Regions from separate parts of the Homo sapiens genome. Here region 1 is linked to region 2. Evidence: read pairs that join two places in POLR2A ChIA-PET (ENCODE). Cell type or tissue: IMR-90. All regions are shown on one strand. Each heading gives the region's core, and the rest is flanking DNA. Links, peaks and the distances in the headings are about the cores only.

Evidence for each region. ChIA-PET counts read pairs that join two places held together with the same protein. Peaks named below come from ENCODE experiments on the same cell type or tissue, not always from the same donor. Only the 100,000 strongest peaks of a DNase experiment are listed, where the experiment ranks them.
Region 1: POLR2A ChIA-PET joins it to region 2 with 6 read pairs; 3 of 35 experiments call an interaction of 5 or more read pairs at or near these places.

Annotation. Positions count from the first base shown.
Region 1 is chrX:97,322,499-97,327,884 of GRCh38, reverse strand. The region is part of intron 23 of DIAPH2 (diaphanous related formin 2); the gene reads right to left. Among named protein-coding and RNA genes, the nearest start is that of DIAPH2-AS1, 240 kb to the left of the region's middle. In IMR-90, for the core only: no CTCF peak of the experiment used is centred there; no DNase peak of the experiment used is centred there.
Region 2 is chrX:97,386,965-97,392,350 of GRCh38, reverse strand. All of the region lies in intron 25 of DIAPH2 (diaphanous related formin 2), which reads right to left. Among named protein-coding and RNA genes, the nearest start is that of DIAPH2-AS1, 170 kb to the left of the region's middle. In IMR-90, for the core only: no CTCF peak of the experiment used is centred there; a DNase peak (open chromatin) is centred at 2,440; H3K27ac peaks cover 1,214 bases.

The DNA.
Region 1 (5,386 bases), core at 289-5,288, 65 kb after region 2:
CATATAACAGGCTGGGTGTGGTGGCTCACGCCTGTAATCCTAGCACTTTGGGAGGCAGAAACGGGCAGATCATCTGAGGTCAGGAGTTTGAGACCAGCCTGGCCAACATGGTGAAACCCCGTCTCTACTAAAAATACAAAAATTAGGCCAGGTGCAGTGGCTTGCGCCTGTACTCCCAGCACTTTGGGAGGCCAAGGCAGGTGGATCACCTGAGGTCAGGAGTTCGAGCCCAGCCTGGCCAACATGGCGAAACCCTGTCTCTACTAAAAATACAAAAATTAGCCAGTAGCCAGGTGTGGTGGCAGGCACCTGTAATTCCAGCTACTCAGGAGGCTGAGGCATGAGAATTGTTTGAACTGGGGAGGCGGAGGTTGCAATGAGCCAAGACTGTGCCACTGCAATCCAGCCTGGGCGACAGAGCGAGACTGTCTCAAACAAAAATAAAAACAAAACAAAAACAACAATAAATAACAATGAAATTTCCTAGGCCGGGCGCGGTAGCTCATGCCTGTAATCCTAGCACTTTGGGAGGCTGAGGCAGGCGGATTGCCTGAGGTCAGTAGTTTGAGACCAGCCTGGCCAACATGGTGAAACCCTGTCTCTACTAAAAATACAAAAATTAGCCGGGCGGGGTGGCAGGCACCTGTAATCCCAGCTACTTTGGAGGCTGAGGCAGGAGAATTGCTTGAACCCAGGAGGCGGAGGTTGCAGTGAGCAGAGATGGCGCCACTGCACTCCAGCCTGGGCAACAGAGTGAGACTCCATCTTCAAAAAAAAGACAAGAAAGAAAGAAATTTCCTAAGCCCACAGATACTTGTCCATAAAAATAAAACCTGTTGAGTACTCTTATTTTAGAATGCAGGGATACAAATTAATTATAACTATTCAGCTTATAAGTGGTGGGGATCTTTTTCAAATAGATTTTTAAACTGCTTGTAGAACAACCTCCTTTTCCTGTATACTTTTAATCTGCTCCTGTTTCCCTCTTCTAGAGATGACCAATTAAAAATACTCCAGAGACTTCTTATGTGAAAGCACAAAAAAACTCATACATTGCTCCCTAGGACAGGTGTGCATCAATTACCATGGCAGGCCATGAGTGAATCTTTGCAAACTGCAATGCTGAACTTAATATATGCACATTTGCAAAGCAAAAGGATACTAATCAATCATGCAGAGTCACTGAGTGCAGCTCAGCAGAACTGCAAACCACAAACTTGCTTTCCTTTGATGCTACTTGGCTGAAACCTCAACTCAAGCAGTAGTGTTGTCCTTCTGAAACTAGGTTTGGTGCAGAACTGGACGGGCTGAAAATGGTATTGTCACAGCCCATTATAATTTTCATAGCAGCTATCTTGAAGCTCTAAGAATCAAGTCTGTTTTGCATGCATGAAAGCAAGCCCCAAGTCCCGGGCAGGTGGGTAGGTGGTTATTTCTGGCTGCAATTTTGCTAAGTCTCTAAACCAACCCTGCTTTAATTAGGAGCTTTTCTTCTGAGTTATTTTGATGTTAATAATATATGGCGGTCGCATTCCTTGTACATGTTCCCAAACAGTGATACAAACATTATTAAATCTAATCAGTGTTTATGGAGTATTCCATATGCTACCCACTGTGAATCTTTTGAAATGTCATTTTAGTGGATAATGCATAAAGAAGGGTTGGTATATACAATGACATGCTTTTGTTCCTTCAGTCAATGATTTTTATGAAAAATTTTCTACAGATATAGTTGCTTTCAATTTGTATTTGACCATATTTTAAAAAGAATATTTTTTGTTAGACTTCTATACGACAAATATTTAAATTCACAAAGACTTCCTACTCCAAAGAATACAATAATTAACTTTCCTTTTACTAAATTAAAGAACAGAAACAATACTGCAAATGCCTTAGATTAAATAAAGTAGATCAAGTTTAAATGAAACCTCTTAGAATTATGCATTAAGAAATATTTAACAAGAGTTGAAAACTAGGCACCACACCTAAAATACCTAAAATAACATTAGGCCGGGCGTGGTGGCTCACGCCTGTAATCCCAGCACTTTGGGAGGCCAAGGCAGGTGAATCACGAGGTCAGGAGATCGAGACCATCCTGGCGAACACAGTGAAACCCCGTCTCTACTAAACATACAAAAAATTAGCTGGGCGCGGTGGCGGGCGCCTGTAGTCCCAGCTACTCGGGAGGCTGAGGCAGGAGAATGGTGTGAACCCGGGACGCGGAGCTTGCAGTGAGCCGAGATCACACCACTGCACTCCAGCCTGGGCGACAGAGTGAGACTCCATCTCAAAATAAAATAAAATAAAATAAAATAAAATAAAATAAAATAAAATAAAATAACATTAAGATGAAAAACTAAAAAAGGCAAAACTTGGTCTTGTCTAAGACAGCTGAGTAACTGCCCAGACTGGACAACTATTGAGCATTATAATGTCCTTCCTACTCTCTGTATTAACAATCAACTACTAATATTCAATGTAGCCATTAAAAGTAATTCTCACCAGATGGTCCTATATTCCTGAAGATATGGATATGTATTTTCTCTCCTTGAGCAATACTATTAGGCAAATTATGGCTATAAGAAGCAGAGTTGCAGATGCAGATTGCACTCATCAGACATAAGGCCAACCACAGAGCCTCCTCCACACGCAGGCAGTGGACAATGGAGGCTGTTCATTTACCTCTTCATCCACAGCCATGTGCACAAATAACAATGGTCATCACCAGGGTCAATGTTTCTACACTCTAAGATGAATGATACATGTTTAAGAAAAATAATTTATTGGCCGGGTGAGGTGGCTCATGCCTGTAATCCCAGCACTTTGGGATGCCGAGGTGGGCGGATCACCTGAGGTCAGGAGTTTGAGACCAGCCTGGCCAACATGGCAAAACCCCGTCTCTACTAAAAATACAAAAATTAGCTGGGTGTGGTGGCAGGTGTCTGTAAGCCAAGCTACTCGAGAGGCTGAGGCAGGAGAATCGCTTGAACCAGGAGGTGGATGTTGCAGTGAGCCAAGATCATGCCACTGCACTCCAGCCTGGGCGATAGAGCAAGAGAGACTCCATCTCAAAAAAAAAAGACAAGAAAAATAATTTACTTCGATAACTTTTCAGCAGTCTCATAGAGATAGTTTAGGTTATCATTACCTGACTAGAGAATATACAAAGAGCTGACCTGTGGTGTTTTCCTGTAGGCATTGATACATTTGAGTCTAAGTTGCACAGGCCTTTTATACTCTACTATATGCAGGTTCTTCCAGATCTCTTGAACCTTTGTGTTTGAGTACAGACTATCACAATCTGTTTATTAGCTTAGATAGAAAAAAACAAGAACAAAAATTGAGATGCCGTCATTAAAAACAAAAACGCATGAGATGAAAAGCAAAAATTCTTTTTGCAAAAGATAGATTTTAAAAATGTACTATTTGACTAGTTCATTGTATCTACTGCGAATGAGGGGCTGTTTTGTCATTTTCCTGATCTTACGATGCTTTCCAAACAGCTGGCAGGCAGGCAATGTTTTTTATAGCTAATGAAAGGAATTTTATATGAAATGACAGTGCAGTTGCCACCTGAAAATATTAAGTGGTACATCAGATTCTTAGCTACAAGAGGTATTTATTTGCTCCTTTTATTATAGCTTTCTATAGGAGTAAGTAAGGCACTCCTCTCATGAGCCCCACATCACCTGCTGTGGAAGCCTTGCCAGAACCACAGCAAGGGGCTTCTCGAATGGGAATATCATAGAAAATATCACTGTCATCTATTTAAATATGTTTTATTGAAAGGAGAGTCATCTGTAGGCACCAAAGGGTAGCTGCTTCACTTAAAGTTGGTTATTATCAGAGTCAAATTAGATCTAAATACTGAGTACACAAATAAGAGCCAAATTTAAAAATTAGGTTCAACAAGTTATTTGATTTAGCCTATAAAGAGCCTCTTTTTCTGAGCTTACTTATTTTTTTTTTTTTTTTTTTTTTGAGACAGAGTTTCGCTCCTGTTGCCCAGGCTGGGGTGCAATGGCGTGATCTCGGCTCACTGCAACATCTGCCTCCCGGGTTCAAGAGATTCTCCTGCCTCAGCCTCCTGAGTAGCTGGGATTACAGGCATGCGCCACCACTCCTGGCTAATTTTGTATTTTTAGTAGAGATGGGGTTTCTCCGTGTTGGTCAGGCTGGTGTCGAACTCCTGACCTCAGGTGATCCGCCCACCTCGGCCTCCCAAAGTGCTGGGATTACAGGCATGAGCCACCGCACCCGGTCCCTGAGCTTTTTTTTTTTTTTTTTTTTTCTTGAGACGGAGTCTCACTCTGTCACCCAGGCTGGAGTGCAATGGTGCGATCTCGGCTCACTGCAAGCTCCGCCTCCCGGGTTCACGCCATTCTCCCGCCTCAGCCTCCAGAGTAGCTGGGACTACAGGCGCCCGCCACCACGCCCGGCTAATTTTTTGTATTTTTAGTAGAGACAGGGTTTCACCGTGTTCGCCAGGATGGTCTCGATCTCCTGACCTCGTGATCCGCCCGCCTCGGCCTCCCAAAGTGCTGGGATTACAGGCGTGAGCCACCGCGCCCGGCCAAGCTTACTTTTTAAGAACTGGCATAGGGCGGGCACAGTGGCTCACGCCTGTAATCCCAGCTACTGTGCCCGGCCTATGCCAGTTCTTAAAAAGTAAGCTCAGGGGCTGGGTGCGGTGGCTCATGCCTATAATCCCAGCACTTTGGGAGGCTGAGGTGGGCGGATCACCTGAGGTCAGCAGATCGAGACCAGCCTGGCCAACATGGGGAAACCCCGTCTCTACTAAAATATACAAAAATTAGCCGGGCGTGGTGGCAGGCGACTTAATCCCAGCTATTTGGGAGGCAGAGGCAGGAGAATCATTTGAACCTGGGAGGCGGAGGTTGAAGTGAGCCGAGATTGAGCCATTGCAATCAAACCTGGGGTATAAGAGTGAGACTTCTCTCAAAAAAAAAAAAAAAAAAAAGAACTGGGATAAACTTAAGAATAAATGTTAAAATATTTCTATTTGTACTTGTAGGAATATATCATAGTTTACAGCAAATACTAGAGTTGCAAAAGATCTTTTGCTATCAACAACCTACTTTTTAGTCAGGAAGGAAATCTCAAAGCACTATCTCTAATCCAACTTAAATTTTGAGTGGTAGGTTTCATGTGAAAGGGTTTTTTTTTGTTTGTTTTTTCATTCTTTAAAAACTAATCAAAATCAGTAGATTCAGATAGACTCCCAGACCTCTCCAAAACTGTACATATTAAACCAGTGACTAAGAGTCAGCTATGGTTTCTGGTGTTTTCTTTGTGTATGCCTTCAGGCACACACATGTAATTTTTGTGCTTCAGGGAGTTAGTGCTTCATAAAAACAGAGATGAA
Region 2 (5,386 bases), core at 252-5,251:
GAGTTTTTACTAGATTCTTCAAGAAGCATAAAAATGACTCTTTCATCGTGTCAGCAGCAGCAAGTATATTCTAGGTCCTGTGTTTTGTACTGTACTTAATTATCTCACTTAATCTTCACTAAAACTATAAGAGGTGAATGTCATTATCCTATATTACACATGAGGTAACTGAGGCATGAAGAGATAAGGCAACAGAACTAGGTCATAAAGCTAGGTAGCAGAGCTAAGACTGATCTTCACTTCTGAACACACAGAATTTAAATTTTTAGTAATACCACTTAATGTTTATAAAATGCCTGTCTCTTTAATATTTAATCATATCTATTTTCTCCTTTACAATTAAAAAAACTGTTTCTTATCATGGCATTTGCCTTCTGATCTCCAAATCTCTCAAAATATAGCCTTGGTACATGGTATTTTTTTATGGATTTAACTTGAAAGATATAATTCTCTGGCTGCTTGGTTTTCATGATATCATTACTTAATTCTGAGCTCAGTTGATCAAATGTAGATTACAGAAATAATCTTTGTGTTTGCTTTATACTATTATTTTTCTGAATAATTAAATCCTCAAATATTTCTCCTTGATGAATGTATATAATTTTGCATGCCACATAAAGATACCTTACTTTTGCTAAGTTACATCTACTAAGCAATAGATGTGTTAAAAAAAAAAGGTTGGGGGAGAAGTGTTTGTCCTTTGCTACATTGATAGGAAATAGAAGCTTTACGGAAAGTGTACACTTTTTTAAAAAGTTATTTGTAATTTCCAATGTGACTTACTTTATCCAGGGAACTCTCTACTTTTGTTACAGGTAAGATCCTATGGTTCCAATGGTATGTATCTTTGGTCCCATGCATGAAATACCTCTATGTACTATATATTACATACCTCGCAATGGCAATGAAATGTTCTATATCATCTCTCTTTCGGTGGAAGAGAAGATTACAATGTTCTAATTGGACATATTTAAAGTTATATAAATCACTTTCTGATGACACTTCACTCACATCTTCCATAGGCTTTCACGCCCCATGGATTCACATATGATATGTCTCCATCATGATTCCTCCCAGCTCTCAGAAGGCTCACAACTGCCTTCCATCTAGTTGATAAGAGCATCTTTCATAAGACACTCTCTGAGAAACTCAGACAGTGAGCTCCATCTTGACAGACACCCAACTCTATTATTCTTACTCTTTCTTTCCTGCATCTTTTCATTTTCATAATTAAAACTACACACTTGCAATGGAAGGATCTGTTTTTGAAACATATTTATAAGTACAAAGGCACATATAGTCCAAGTATAAAGTAACATTACAATAAATAATAATAATATTTGTAACACATGGGCCATGAGTCAAGAAGGTAACAGTAGTTTACTATTTGACTGATACGTAAATAGAGCTATGGTACTAAAACATAAAAAATAAATCCAATTTTTAAAAATTTATTTTTCATGCTCAAATCACTCAGCTGAGCATATGCATAAAAACTTATTTGGATATTTATCTTACGGTCTCAATGACATTTGAAAAGGTAATTAACTAAATATTAGCAAATGAAAATACATACAGACTATGAAACCATCCCTATAAAAATTTAAAAATTAATCAGGGAAGAAAGGAGAGAAAGAAATGAAAATAGGCCAAGGCCGGGCGTGGTGGCTCATGCCTGTAATCCCAGCTACTTGGGAGGCTGAGGCAGGAGAATCACTTGAACCCAGGAGGCAGAGGTTGTAGTGAGCTGAGATTGCATCACTGCACTCCAGCCTTGATAACAGAGCAAGACTCCATCTCAAAAAAAAGAAAAGAAAAGAAAAGAAAAGAAAATAGGCCAGGCACAGTAGCTCACGCCTATAATCCCAGTACTTTGGGAGGCCAAGGCAGATCGCTTAATCTCAGGAGTTCAAGACCAGCCTGGGCAACATGGCGAAACCACACACCTACAAAAAATACAAAAATTAGCTGGGCATGGTGGTGTGTGCCTATATTCCCAGTTACTGGGGAGGCTGACGTGGGAGGATCGTTTGAGCCCGGGAGGCAGAGACTGTAGCGAGACAAGACTGCGCCACTGCACTCCAGTCTTGGCAACAGAGTGAGACCCTGTCTCAAAAAAAAAAAAAAAAAAAAAAAAAAAAAGACAGAAAGCAGGGAAAAAGATAAACCAAGCTTGTGGTACATTCAGTGATTCAGTGTTAATCATTAAGTCAGCTTGCTCTCTGACCGGCTTGACCTGCTTCCTCATAGTTGTTCGGTACTTATTGCTTCAAAATCACACAGACCCTGTTACAAGATTATAGTTCCCCTTAACTGCTGTGTAGATAACAACTTGAACATTATAAAACATTAAGTTTTCCATTGGAGCTATTCTTTCAGTGCTGTGTACCAATGAAACTACTGATGTCAGCTGGTCTGAAGGATCCCACAAGAAGCTGACTCACCAAAGAATGCAGTTTCCACATCCTGATGATTTCATCCCCCTTGCCCTGGTCAATCAATGACTCCAATTTTCCAGCCCCCTACTCTCCGAGATCCACTTAAACATCCCAGCCCAGAACTCCTTGAGGGGATGGATTTGAGGGTCTCCTCCCATCTCTTTGCTTGGTGCCCTGCAATCATTAATGTCTTTCTCTGCTGCATCCCAGTTGTCTCAGGGTATTGGTCTGTTACTGTGCAGCAGGCATACAAACTTGTTGGTCCTATAACAACTAGACACAATCAAAATAAGCCCTTCTTTCTTTGTCTGTTATAGACACATTTTTAGGAGAACAGTGAAAGGTTAATAAACACTTGGAGGAGCGTAGGAATTGCTGTAGTGTGGGAGAAAGATTACATTCTCAGAACAAAACTGGATAGGCTCCTTTTTTTTTTTTTTTTTTTTTGAGACAGAGTCTCGCTCTGTAGCCCAGGCTGGAGTGCAGTGGCGTGATCTCGGCTCACTGCAACTTCTGCCCCCCGGGTTCAAGCAATTCTCTGCCTCAGCCTCCCGAGTAGCTGGGATTACAGGCACCTGCCACCATGCCCAGCTAATTTTTGTATTTTTAGTAGAGACGGGGTTTCACCATCTTGGCCAGGCTGGTCTTGAACTCCTGACCTCATGATCCACCCGCCTAGGCCACCCAAAGTGCTGGGATTACAGGTGTGAGCCTCTGCACTCGGCCGATAGGCTCCATTTTTAACCACTTACTCTTTTCATTGTTCACTCCAGCAATGCTGGAGTGTGGCGGGGGACTCCTGGAGGCCCCGAAAGATCATTTCAGGGATTTGCAAGGTGAAAACTATTTTCATAATAATACTGACACTTTTTTGCCTTTCTATTTCTCATTCTTTCCTGAGTGTATCGTGAAGTTTTCCAGAAGTTACATGAAGAATGATATTGAATCAGATTGAATAGAAAAGTAGGTATGAGAATCAAGCTGTCTTATTAAGTCAGACTGTGAAGAGATTTATGACATTATTCTTTTTCTCTTCTAATTCTTTTTTTGTTTTGGAAAATATAGGTAGTTTTCATTTAAAAGGTTATTTATTTTAACATGAAAAGGTTTACTATTGTTATTTTAATTGAATCAATCGATAATTTTAAAATTATCTCAGTTTCAACTCTAAGATGATAAATGTCAATATAAACAACTTAGATAAACAAAAGGCATTTGGGGTCCTCAATGATTTTTAGTGTAAATGGGTTCTGAGATCAAATAGTTTCAGAACCTCTGATTTATACTTTACCGTGGTGATCCCATTCAAACACACATGCTATAAGTTGAACTATGTAATTAAGAGGTGATTGTTCTAAAATATTTATTTTAGGAAAAAAAAACAGTAACTAAGAGCAGCTGGGCATGTTAGCATACACCTATATTCCCAGCTACATGGGAGGCTGAGGGAGGAGGATTGCTTCTGCCTAGGAGTTTGAGGCTGCAGTGAGCTATGATCACATCTCTGTATTCCAGCCTGGGTGACAGAGTGAGACTCCATCTCTAAAGAAATAAAATAAAGTAGGGTGGGCCTTTAATTCAATATCACTGGTATTTTTATAAAATAAACACCATGTGAAAAGACAGATATGCACACAGGGAGAATGCCATTTGAAGGTTGAAGTTATGCTGTGACAAAGCAGAAAACTACTAGAATCTAGGAGAGAGGTCTGACACAGATCCTACCGTAGACTCTTCAAAAGGAGCATGACCCTGCTGACACCTTGATCTTGGACTTCTAGCCTCCAGAACTGTCAGACAACATGTATCTGTTGTTCTAAGCTACTTAGCTTGTGGCATTTTCTTATGGCAGCCCTGGCAAACTAGTACACTGTAACTTTAATGTTCAAATAAAAACCAATGATCCCCAAGCCGATATGGTTAGTTTAGACTTCTTTCCTGAGTTTCACAATCACATATACAATGGCTTCTTAGACATTTTCCATCTTTACAAGGTGGAACTAAACATGTTTAAAATGATATTAGTCATTGTAACTCTCCTGAGAAAATGTGCTCTATTCCTGAGTTTGCTTTCTCTGTGAAGCATACCATCTTCTTTAACACTTGCCTCCTTTGATTTACACATCCAATCAATCATCAGCACCTGTCAATTCTGTCCTTTAACACCCTCTCATGATCGTTAATTTTATATGTCAACTTGGCTGGGCCACAATGTCCAGATATTTGGTCAAACATTATTTTGGTAGTTTCTGTGAGGGTGTTTTTGGATGAGATCAACATTTAAATCAGTGAACTTTGGGTAAAGCGGTTTGTACCTCATGATGTGAGTGGGCCTCATCCAATCAGTTGAGGGCCTGACTAGAACAAAAACACCGACATCCCCCAAGCAAGAGAGAATTCTGCAGCAGATAGTTTTCAGACTTGAACTGTAACATTGGCTTTCCTCTGGGTCTCTAGCCTGTCCTCCTGCCTTGCAGATTTTAAACTTGCCAGCTTCTATAATCACTTGAGCCAATTCCATAAAATAAATCTGTGTGTGTATATGTGTTTGTGTACACACACATCTTACTAGTTCTGTTTCTCAAAAGAACTCTGACTAATACACCTCTTGTTGCTTTTTAAATCTCACTGTCACTGTATTAGTTCAGGCCACCATCATCTCTTGTCAGGACTATGACAATATCCTCATAACCTCTATTTTCTTAGGGCTTTCCCCTTCTAATACATTCTTTCTGCTTCTGTCAAAATGACCTTTCTGGCTGGGAGGTTACAGTGAGCTGAGATCATGGCACTGCACTCCATCATGGGTGACAGAGTGAGACCCTGTCTCAAACAAAAACAAAACAAAAACAAAAAAACAAAACAAAACAAAAACAAAATGATCTAAGAATCCTGACTATGTACATCATTTTCCAGTTTATAAACATTCATGGGCTTCCCATAGCTTT